Regions from separate parts of the Homo sapiens genome. Here region 1 is linked to region 2. A link is a contact called in ENCODE Hi-C or POLR2A ChIA-PET data. All regions are on one chromosome and are shown on one strand. The core of a region is the stretch at or near the end of the contact, and the rest is flanking DNA. Distances in the headings are between cores, read along the strand shown. Region 1 has its middle 19 kb from the start of PREX1. Region 2 holds the start of CSE1L (chromosome segregation 1 like).

What was found. Hi-C counts contacts between places; a loop is a spot of excess contacts on that map. ChIA-PET counts read pairs that join two places held with the same protein, here RNA polymerase II (POLR2A). Pooled maps may share reads with other maps.
Region 1: a loop to region 2 is called in a pooled map, with 4 times the contacts of the local background. The contact joins the enhancer-like site here to the promoter of CSE1L in region 2. A Hi-C loop is called at or near these places in 2 of 37 single-sample maps with no recorded cell type and 2 of 50 pooled maps. POLR2A ChIA-PET finds 5 or more read pairs at or near these places in 5 of 52 experiments (PC-9, RWPE1, activated CD4-positive, alpha-beta T cell and 2 more).

The regions. Positions count from the first base shown.
Region 1 is chr20:48,844,361-48,849,238 of GRCh38, forward strand. It overlaps a transcript of PREX1 not described here. Among named protein-coding and RNA genes, the nearest start is that of PREX1, 19 kb to the left of the region's middle. RefSeq lists an enhancer at 2,354-2,633. Within about 2 kb of position 2,216, at least 5 of the 41 ENCODE cell types and tissues checked have a DNase peak (open chromatin) inside an H3K27ac peak, as active enhancers do.
Region 2 is chr20:49,042,972-49,047,616 of GRCh38, forward strand. CSE1L (chromosome segregation 1 like) reads left to right here and starts at 3,341. Exons shown (of 25, transcript NM_001316.4): 1 at 3,341-3,452. CSE1L-DT (CSE1L divergent transcript) reads right to left here and starts at 3,085. Exons shown (of 2, transcript NR_110625.1): 1 at 2,889-3,085. RefSeq lists enhancers at 2,964-3,113, 3,664-3,733, 3,699-4,339.

The sequences.
Region 1 (4,878 bases), core at 966-3,465, 200 kb before region 2:
GGTTGCAAACCAGCAACATTTTCCCCTTCTCCCTATTGAAACCCCAAGTTTGGCCACCATATGCTTCTGGAGAGAATGAACCCTCCTCACCCCCAGCAGGCAGATCTTAATGAAATTCAGCCAATCATGAAGAGGCATGTGACTCATTTCTAACCAATAAGACTTGATGGAAATCTGCTGGAGGCTTCAGGGAAGGTCTTCTTCCCTCTCAAAACAAGATACAGGAAAGGAAAGTGACTTGTTCTGCTCTTGTGGCTTGTGGATGTTGTTGTGACAGCACGATGTCTAGGGGCTATGGCAGCCAACTTGGACCCACGAACGGAGACCGTGCCATCATGGTAGATGGAAAGATGCAAGGAACCTGGATCCTCAATGCTGCTCTTGAGCCGAATTACCCAACCCTGGGACTGTCCTATCTCAGGACACATTGCATAAAACACATTGGGTTCAGTCTTCATTTACTTATAGCAAAAGTCATCTTGATGGATATACTGCTTGTATGGTAAAACTTCCAGAAACATGACTCCAGCTATAACCTTCTTTCTCACATCACTCCAGACCTACGTGGGATGTTTAATGGACATCTTCCCAAGCAGTCCTACAAGCACTTTAAAAATGTGTCCCAACTTGAATCAATTATCTGCCACATTCCCCAAAAGACTTTTATTCACTAGATAAATGGCATCGCCATCTATGTGATTTCTCTCATGAGTGATCCTCAAGTCTTTTTTCCATTCCTTTATTCATTCATGTAACGAACTCTCATTTACTAAGCTCCTCTATGCACTGGGCATTATGCAAGATGTAGGGGATAACACAGTGACTAAGACAAAGTTCCATCCCTCGTGAAGCTTATATTTCCGGTTAGAGGGAGATATTAAACAATTAACCCATAACTGACAGCAGCTAAGAAATAAACAGGATGTTCTCATAGAAAAATACAGGGAGGCACACACCTAGATAAGGTGATCAGGGGAGGCTTCCATAGGCAGGTAATAAATAAGCTGAGATCTAAATGCACAGCCAAAACCAACTCTGCAAAGCATGAGAAGAGTTTTCTAGGCTGGGCGCAGTGGCTCACGCTGTAATCTCAGCACTTTGGGAGGCCAAGGCAGGAAGATTGCTTGGGGCCAGGAGTTTGTGACCAGCCTGGGCAACATGACGAAAAGTGTCTCTACAACATACAAAAAAATTAGCCAGGTGTGATGGTCCATGCCTTTAGTCCCAGCTACTCTGGAGGCTGAGGTGGAAGGATCACTTGAGCCCAGGAGGCTGAGGTTGTAATGAGCCGTGACTGTGCCACTACACTCCAGCCTGGGTGACAAAGCAAGACCTTGTTTCCAAAAAAAAAAAAAAAAAAGAGCTTTCTAGGCAGAGGAAATAGCAAGTGCAAAGGCCCCAAGGCTGGACCAAATTTGAGCTTTCCAGAAGCCGCGAGGAGGCCAGTGAGGTGGTAATGTGGAGACAGGCAGATCCAGCAGGGCCTCAAAAGTGATGTGTGGATTTTATGCTAAGTGCAGTGGGCAGCCAGGGGAGGAATTTAAACAAGGATGTAACATGATGTGACTCAGGTTTTTAAATGGTCTCACAGGCTATTGCATGGACGATGGCCCATAATAATAAAAATGATCACAGCTAACACTTTGATAGTAGATACTGTGTGCCAGGCATTGTTCTAAGCACATTCCGTATATATTAACTCATTAAGTCCTCCCACCGACCCCATGAGGTCAGCACCATAATCATTCCCATTTTATTGATGAAGAAACTGAGGCACAGAGAATTACAGAAACTTGCCTACGGTCACATAGCCAATAAATCAAAGCCTGGCCTAGAGGAAACAAGGAGACTAGCTACAGGCTGTGGTGCATGTCCAGAAAGGGGGCTGCAGGCAGTGGGGCTTGGATTGGCCCAGGGGAGAAGTGCAAGGGAGGATCCCGCATATAATTTCACGGCGGAGAGGAAAGAACTTGCAGGTGGTCTTATCCTCTGTCCATTCTCACTCCTTTCTCCAGCAGGTTTTTGAACTTGACTTCTGGCTTGGTGGTCTCCCAGCCCACCTTATATTAATAGATGGGGATGTCCTCGCTGTCTCCTCCCCCACCATCCTGCTGTCTGGCACCTCGTTCATCTCACACAACCACTCCCCTTGAAAACAGCCCGACCCTCCTACAGTACAACAGTCTCCACCTTGGTCTTGCCCTGCCCACTCCACACCAGAGATTAAAAGCCAGGCAGCCGCTCCTGGCGGTCAAAGGAGAGCACTTTGTAGACGCTCCCTGGACCCCAGCAAAACTTCTATTGTGTTGCTGGAGACAGAAACAATGCCAGTGGCCCAGTTGCTCCCCAGCCAAAGGTGGCCCCAGCAAACAGTCTCCCAGCCCCATGGATGGGGTGCCTGGGAGTGTTAACAGAGCTCCCTCGGGGACCAGAGGGCCAGGAGAGAAGCAACATGTGCCTGCTGGACACTCCCGTCTACAGCCGGCTGCAGCCCCCACCCACCCACGTGCCTCACTCTAGGCGAAGAAAACCCAAAAGTAGGAGAGGACAGGCCAGAGATGGCTGCTTGACCTTTCAAGGGGAGGCAGGAGTTTCTACAAAGCCTCTGGGAGTCCCCTAAGTATGTGTTCCTACCCTCCAGGGGCTAGGAGGTCACCCTCTCAGTTCCTCATCAGCCTGGGATAGGTTCAGCGGTGGGTGGAAAATATGACCAGCAAGGGGCCTACCCACACCCGGGGCCTGCTTTGGGGCTTTCTTAAAAAGACAGTGCTAGGATCCCAGACCAACAAGACACCTTGTGCAAAGCTCTGTGCTCTAGGCTCTCAGAGAATAGGAAAGCACCCTGTCCTTCTGGGTCAGAGTGGAGTTAAGATGAGTTATGCAGAGGCAGAGATTTGGGGGAGAGATCAAGGAATACTTCATGGAGGAGGGGGCCTTTGAGAGTGCTCTGAAAAAACTGAGAGGATTCCTTTCTTTGCCCTGCCCTCCCTCTTCCTTCTCTTATAAAAAAAAAAAAAAAAAAAACAAACCCTCCCCAAATGACTAATAAATAAAAGACACACAAAAGAGACACATATGCTTTATCTATAATGTATAGGCCGTGTTGTTTTTGAAACTCTTTTCTGCTCTGTAAAGGAATGTGTGTGCATCACGGAAACCTTGGAAAACCCAGAGCAGCATATAGAAGAAAATGAAAATTGCCTCTATTTCCACCATATAGAGATAAAACACTCTTAACTTGTCAGAGTATTCCTTTCCAGGCTTTGGTGGTGTTTTTTCATATTATTACTAAGGTGAAATTTACTTGCAGTGAAATGCACATGTCTGGAATATATGACTCAATGCATTTTGACAAATGTCTACACCCGTGTGTACACCCTTCCAATCGAGATCTAGAACATTCCCCTCACCCCAGAAATTTCCCCCGGGTCCCCTTCCAGTCAGCCCCCATCCTTCTGATTTCTATAAATTAGTTTTGCCTGCCATGTAATTGGAATCATGTGCTATGTGCTTTTTTGTGTCTGGTTTCTTTCACTCAACATAAACAATGTTTTTAGATTTCTCCACGTATCAGTAGCTTGTTCTTTTTCATTGTTGAGTAGTGTCCCATTGTGTGGATAAATCACAGTGTGTTCATCCTGCAAGAATCTTTTGGGTTGTCTCCACTTTGGGGCTATTATGAAAGAGCCACTTATAAATATTGGCCAAGTCTGTGCATGGATGTAGGTTTTCATTTTTCCTGAGCAAATACTTAGGAGTGGGATAACTGAGTCATATGATTAACTTTTATGAGAAATTGTCAACAGTTTTCCAAAGTGGTTGTACCATTTTATATTTCCACCAGCACTATATGAGGGTTCCAATTTCTCGATATCATTACATTTTTTCTTTTTTTTTTTTTTGTTTCTTTTTGAGACAAGCTCTCGTTCTGTTATCCAGTCTGGAGTCCAGTGGCACAATTGTGGCTCACTGCACCCTCAACCTTTCAGGCTCAATTGATCCTCCCACCTCAGCCTCCCGAGTAGCTGAGACCACAGGTACACACTACCACACCCAGCTAATTTTTATATTTTTTTTGTAGACAGAGCATTTTGCCATGTTGCCCAGACTGGTCTTGAACTCCTGGTCTCAAGCAATCTGCCCGCCTCATCCTCCCAAAGTGCTAGGATTACAGATGTGAGCCACCACACCCGGCCTATTATTACTTATTAATTACACAAGTAATACATGAGTATAGTCTCCTGCAAGGCTAAAATACCTTTGGATAACCACCTGGCACCCACCAGTCCCCCCAGAATAACTACCATCAGCAGTTTGGGATGCTGCTTCGCAGACGTTTGCAGACCTTTTCTTGTACATTTATATGTATAGATATATAACATTTTTAGGGGGGGTGGTTGGAGTCTCGCTCTGTCGCTCAGGCTGGAGTTCAGTGGCGGGATCTCGGCTCACTGCAACCTCCGCCTCTGGCATTCAAGGAATTCTCCTGCCTCACCCTCCTGAGTAGCTGGGACTACAGGCACACACCACTGTGCTCAGCTAATTTTTGTGTTTTTAGTAGAGACGGGGGTTTCACCATATTGGTCAGGCTGGTCTCGAACTCCTGACCTCAGGTGATCCACCCACCTCAGCCTCCCAAAGTGCTGGGATTACAGGCGTGAGCCACCATGCCTGGCCTGATATATTGACTGTGCCACTGCACTCCAGCCTGGGAAACAGAGGAAGACCCTGTCTCAAAAAAAAAAAAAGGAATGTTTGTGCATTGCTAAAACCTTGGAAACCCGGAGAAGCATGTAGAAGAAAATGAAAATCACCTCCATTTCCACCATGTAGCTTAAACATCCTTAACATGTCAGAGTATTCCTCTGTTTTCTATAG
Region 2 (4,645 bases), core at 2,091-4,590:
GAAGTGGATGAATTGTTTTCTTTGGTTTCCAACACAGTCTGTTAAGAGTTGTAGCACGCCCCAAGAGTATGTGCATGTAGTGGAGCTGGGATGGGGAGGATTCCCAAGGGAATCTTTAGCTGTCACCCATGAACCATGCAGAGTGGAGAAGGACACTCAGCCTTTCTGTGGCTCTCACCTGCATGATTATTCTGGTGGCTGCAAAGGGCGATAGGCAGTAGGAGGAGACACCCCGTGACACCAAGAGCTGTGTCCAGACATGATCGTCTTGGCACAGCTTGAGGGTTTTCTACAGAAACTGGTAGAGATGCTAGACAGACACAAGATGCCAGCCAGCCTCCTTTGCGATTGGCTCTTAGAGGTGGAAAATGGTAAAGTCATCAGGCTCATTCTCCCTAGGACTAGAGGAACATGTTAATTATATTAAAGTAGATTAGTGGGCCGGGTGTGGTGGCTCACGCTTGTAATCCCAGCACTTTGGGAGGCCGAGGCGGGCGGATCATGAGGTCAGGAGATCAAGACCATCCTGGCTAACACGGTGAAACCCTGTCTCTACTAAGAATACAAAAAATTAGCTGGGCATGGTGGCGGGCGCCTGTAGTCCCAGCTGCTCGGGAGGCTGAGGCAGGAAAATGGCGTGAACCCAGGAGGTGGAGTTTGCAGTGAGCCGAGATCGCACCACTGCACTCCAGCTTGGGCAACAGTGTGAGACTCCGTCTCAAAAAAAAAAAAAAATGCAGATTAGAACGATTAAAATGATTACTGGTGATTACTGGTACTATTGCTGCAATAGTAAAAATACATCTTTTTCACCAATGTCTTTGTTTTTTTTTAAAATGTTCCACCGTCTTCTGACCATCATGGTTTATTTTTATTTTTATTTTATTTATTTATTTATTTTTTTAAGACACAGTCTCGCTGTCACCCAGGCTGGAGTGCAGTGGCTCGATCTCGGCTCACTGCAGCCTCTGCCTCCCAGGTTCAAGCGATTCTCCTGCCTCAGCCTCCTGAGTAGCTGGGACTACAGGCGCATGCCACCACATCTGGCTAATTTTTGTATTTTTGTAGAGACAGGGTTTTACCATGTTGGCCAGGATGGTCTCGATCTCCTGACCTCATGATCCGCCTGCCTCAGCCTTCCAAAGTGCTGGGATTACAGGCATGAGCCACCGTGCCCGGCCTCACCAATGTCTTTCACTCATGTATCTTTCTCCATGGACTTCACTTATTTATATATGGCATTTCATTCAACATGCAACAAACATTTATTAAGCAGCTACTGTGTGCCTAGTGCTGGGGGTACAGCTGTGAATACCATCAATATGGGGCTAGATGTGGTGGCTCACACCTGTAATCCCGGGGCTTTTTTTTTTTTTGAGATGGAGTTTCGCTCTTGTTGCCCAGGCTGGAGTGCAATGGCAAGATCTCAGCTCACCGCAACCTCTGCCTCCCGGGTTCAAACGACTCTCCTGCCTCAGCCTCCCAAGTAGCTGGGATTGCAGACGTGCGCCACCACACCCGGCTAATTTTGTATTTTTAGTAGAGACGGGGTTTCTCCATGTTGGTCAGGTCTCAAACTCCCAATCTCAGGTGATCTGCCTGCCTCGGTCTCCCAAATCACTGGGATTACCGGCGTGAGCCACCATGCCCAGCCCTATCCCAGTGCTTTAGGAGGCGGAGGTGGGAGGATCACTTGAGGCCAGGAGTTTGCCTGGGCAACATAGTGAGAGCTCATCTCTACAAAAAAATTCAAAATTAGCCAGGTGTGGTGGCAGGTGCCTGTAGTCCTAGCTACTCAGGAGGCTGAGGTGGGAGGATTGCTTTAGCCTAGGAGGTCGAGGTTGCAATGAGCTATGATTGTGCCATTGCACTGCAGCCTGGGTGACAGAGCAAGACCCTGCCTCTTAAAAGAAAAAAAAAAAAAAAAAAAAAGCCCTGGCCAGGCGTGGTGGCTCATGCCTGTAATCCCAGCACTTTGGGAGGCCAAGGCTGGCGGATCACAAGGTCAGGAGTTCAAGATCAGCCTGGCCAATATGGTGAAACCCCGTGTCTACTAAAAATACAAAAATCAGCGGGGCATGGTGGCGGGCACCTGTAGTCCCAGTAACTTGGGGGGCTGAGTCAGGAAAATTGCTTGAACCTGGGAGGCAGAGGTTGCAGTGAGCTGTGACAGCACCACTGCACTCCAGCCCTCCAGCCTGGGCGACAGAGCAAGACTCTGTCTTTAAAAAAAAAAAAAAAAAAGAAAAGCCCTTGCTGTATAGAATCCCTTAGGTTATGGATGGGGAGGAGGGCAGGGGTTTAGGAGGGGAGAAGCGGAAGGAGGAACAAAATAAAGAAGAGACAATTAGTTGGAGAGTGATAAATACCATAATGATATCATGGAACTAGGCTTACCAGATCAAACACTGGGCACCCAGTTCAATGTGAATTTCAGATAAGCAATGCATGATTTTTAAGTATAAATATGTCCTACACAGTATTTATACTAGAAAATTATAAATTTTTTTCTAAAATTTACATTGACCTGGGCAGCCTGCATTTTATTTGCTAAACCTGGCAACCCTAATTTGTGTGCTGGGTGGTGGTGAGTGGGCAATTTCAGATAGGCCTCTTTTGTGGAGGTGACATTTGAGCTGGAACCTAAATGTAAAGAAGGAGCCAATCATTCAGGAATCTAGAACATCCCAGCACAGGGAACAGCAAGTATAAATGCTCTAAAGTGGAAATAAGCTTGGAGCTTAGAGGAACAGGAAGAAGGTGGGGTGGCGGAGCTGAGTGAGGGTGAGGAGAGGAGGGAAGCGGAAGGTGATGAGGGCAGGCAGGCTGGCAGGGGCCAGATCCCATATGGTTTGTGGGCTGTAATAAGAGTACCAAAACTTACATACCAGGCCAGGCGCGGTGGCTCACGCCTGGAATCCCAGCATTTTGGGAGGCCAAGGTGTGCGGATCACTTGAGGCCAGGAGTTCGAGACCTGTCTGGCCGTGTCTCCCTCTAAAATAGAAGCTCCAAGAGGGGCAGGAAGTTCTCTTCCGTCTTAGACCCTATGTGCACGACCTTGGATCGATCAACATTGAACACCTCCTACGTGCCAAGCCCTGACATCAAAATGGGTCAGAAGCCAGCAGCCGCTCGCTGAATCTGTGTTCCTCTTTGGAAAACGAGAACCGTGAAGCCTGCTGGCATGGTCAGAGCCAAAGAGCATTGTCACTTGTGAGATCAGCGCAGAAACAGAGCGGGGCCCCGATTGGCCCTTCGAACTTGGGTGGGGCCAGAGCATTCCTGGCCCCGCCCCCTGCAGCGGGCCGCTCGCTCATGCGCTCTGGCCTCAGGCTCGCTGTCGCGCCATTTTGCCGGGGTTTGAATGTGAGGCGGAGCGGCGGCAGGAGCGGGTAGTGCCAGCTACGGTCCGCGGCTGGGGTTCCCTCCTCCGTTTCTGTATCCCCACGAGGTGAGGCGCGGGGCGTGCACGGCCTACCAGAGTGGCTCTTGGGGCCCAGCTGAGGAAGGGATGAGGCGCTCCCGGTACTAACGAGCGCTAGGGAGTGAGAACCGCGCCTCTGGGCGAGAGCGGAATGTGGGCCCGGGGTTCGGGTGGTGCGCTCAGGCAAGGTCTTCGGCTTCCCTAGGGAGCGCTTGCCGCGCCTCGCGGCATCCTAGGTCTCTGGCCCAGGTGCGGCGACCCCAGGGCCTGTGAGGGCTGAGGGCAACTGAGGCGCGGCCTAACGCGAGCCTGCGGATTGCCCGCCCTTTCCTCTCCATCACGGCGCTGATTGGCTGCGCCGCCGCCTCTCCGCTCGGGAAGGCCGCTCCTTATTGGTCGCGCTCGCATGTCCATTCTCTGCGACGGTGGCTGCTAGCCGCGCGAGCTGAGTGTGCGGCGGCGAGGCCTGCCCGGGCGGGGACTGCGGGCGCGTGGAGCTGCGGCTGCCTCGCGTCGTCCCTTGCCCTAACTCTAGTGAAGCCCCCGAACTCACCCTTCTCTAACCTCTGTACTTGTATCCCTGACTGTAAAACGGGCATCGTGATCTCACTTTGCTGAATTGTTTGTGAGAATTCTAGTCGGTACACCCGGGACATAGAAATCCCCTGTAACGCGGGTTGGGGGAGGGTTCCCTCGTTTTGGGAGAAACGCTGTGCTGTGGTGGTTCGGAGCATAGACTTTGGAATTAGATCGCCTGGGTTCATTCCAGACGTAGCCTCTCGTTAGGGGTGTAACTTGAGGCTGGTCACCTCATCTCACTGAGCCTCCATTTCCTTAGCTGCAAAATGGGGTTAATAACAGAATCTACCTCGGAAAGTGGCTTTGAGGATGCGCTGAGTTATTTACCGTGGTTTACAAAGGTTCCCTGGGAGCTGACGGTTGTTTATTCATCTCTCCCACCCATCTTTCTCCTTAGCCAGTGTGGCTTTCTGTTTCTTCCATATTCCAGGGTTATTCCGATTTAAAATTATTTGCACATGCCTTTTGTTTGCTGGGGAAGTACCAACATTTTTGCAAGGCAGGCCGCCTCTCCCAAGTTTCCCTCACCTTAGGCCTCCCCTAACCAACCTCTTCTTTTGTTTTCTTTTTCTTTTTCTTTTCTCTTTTCTTTTTTTTTTTTTTTTTTTTTTTTTTTTGAGAGAGAGAGTCTCGCTCTGCCT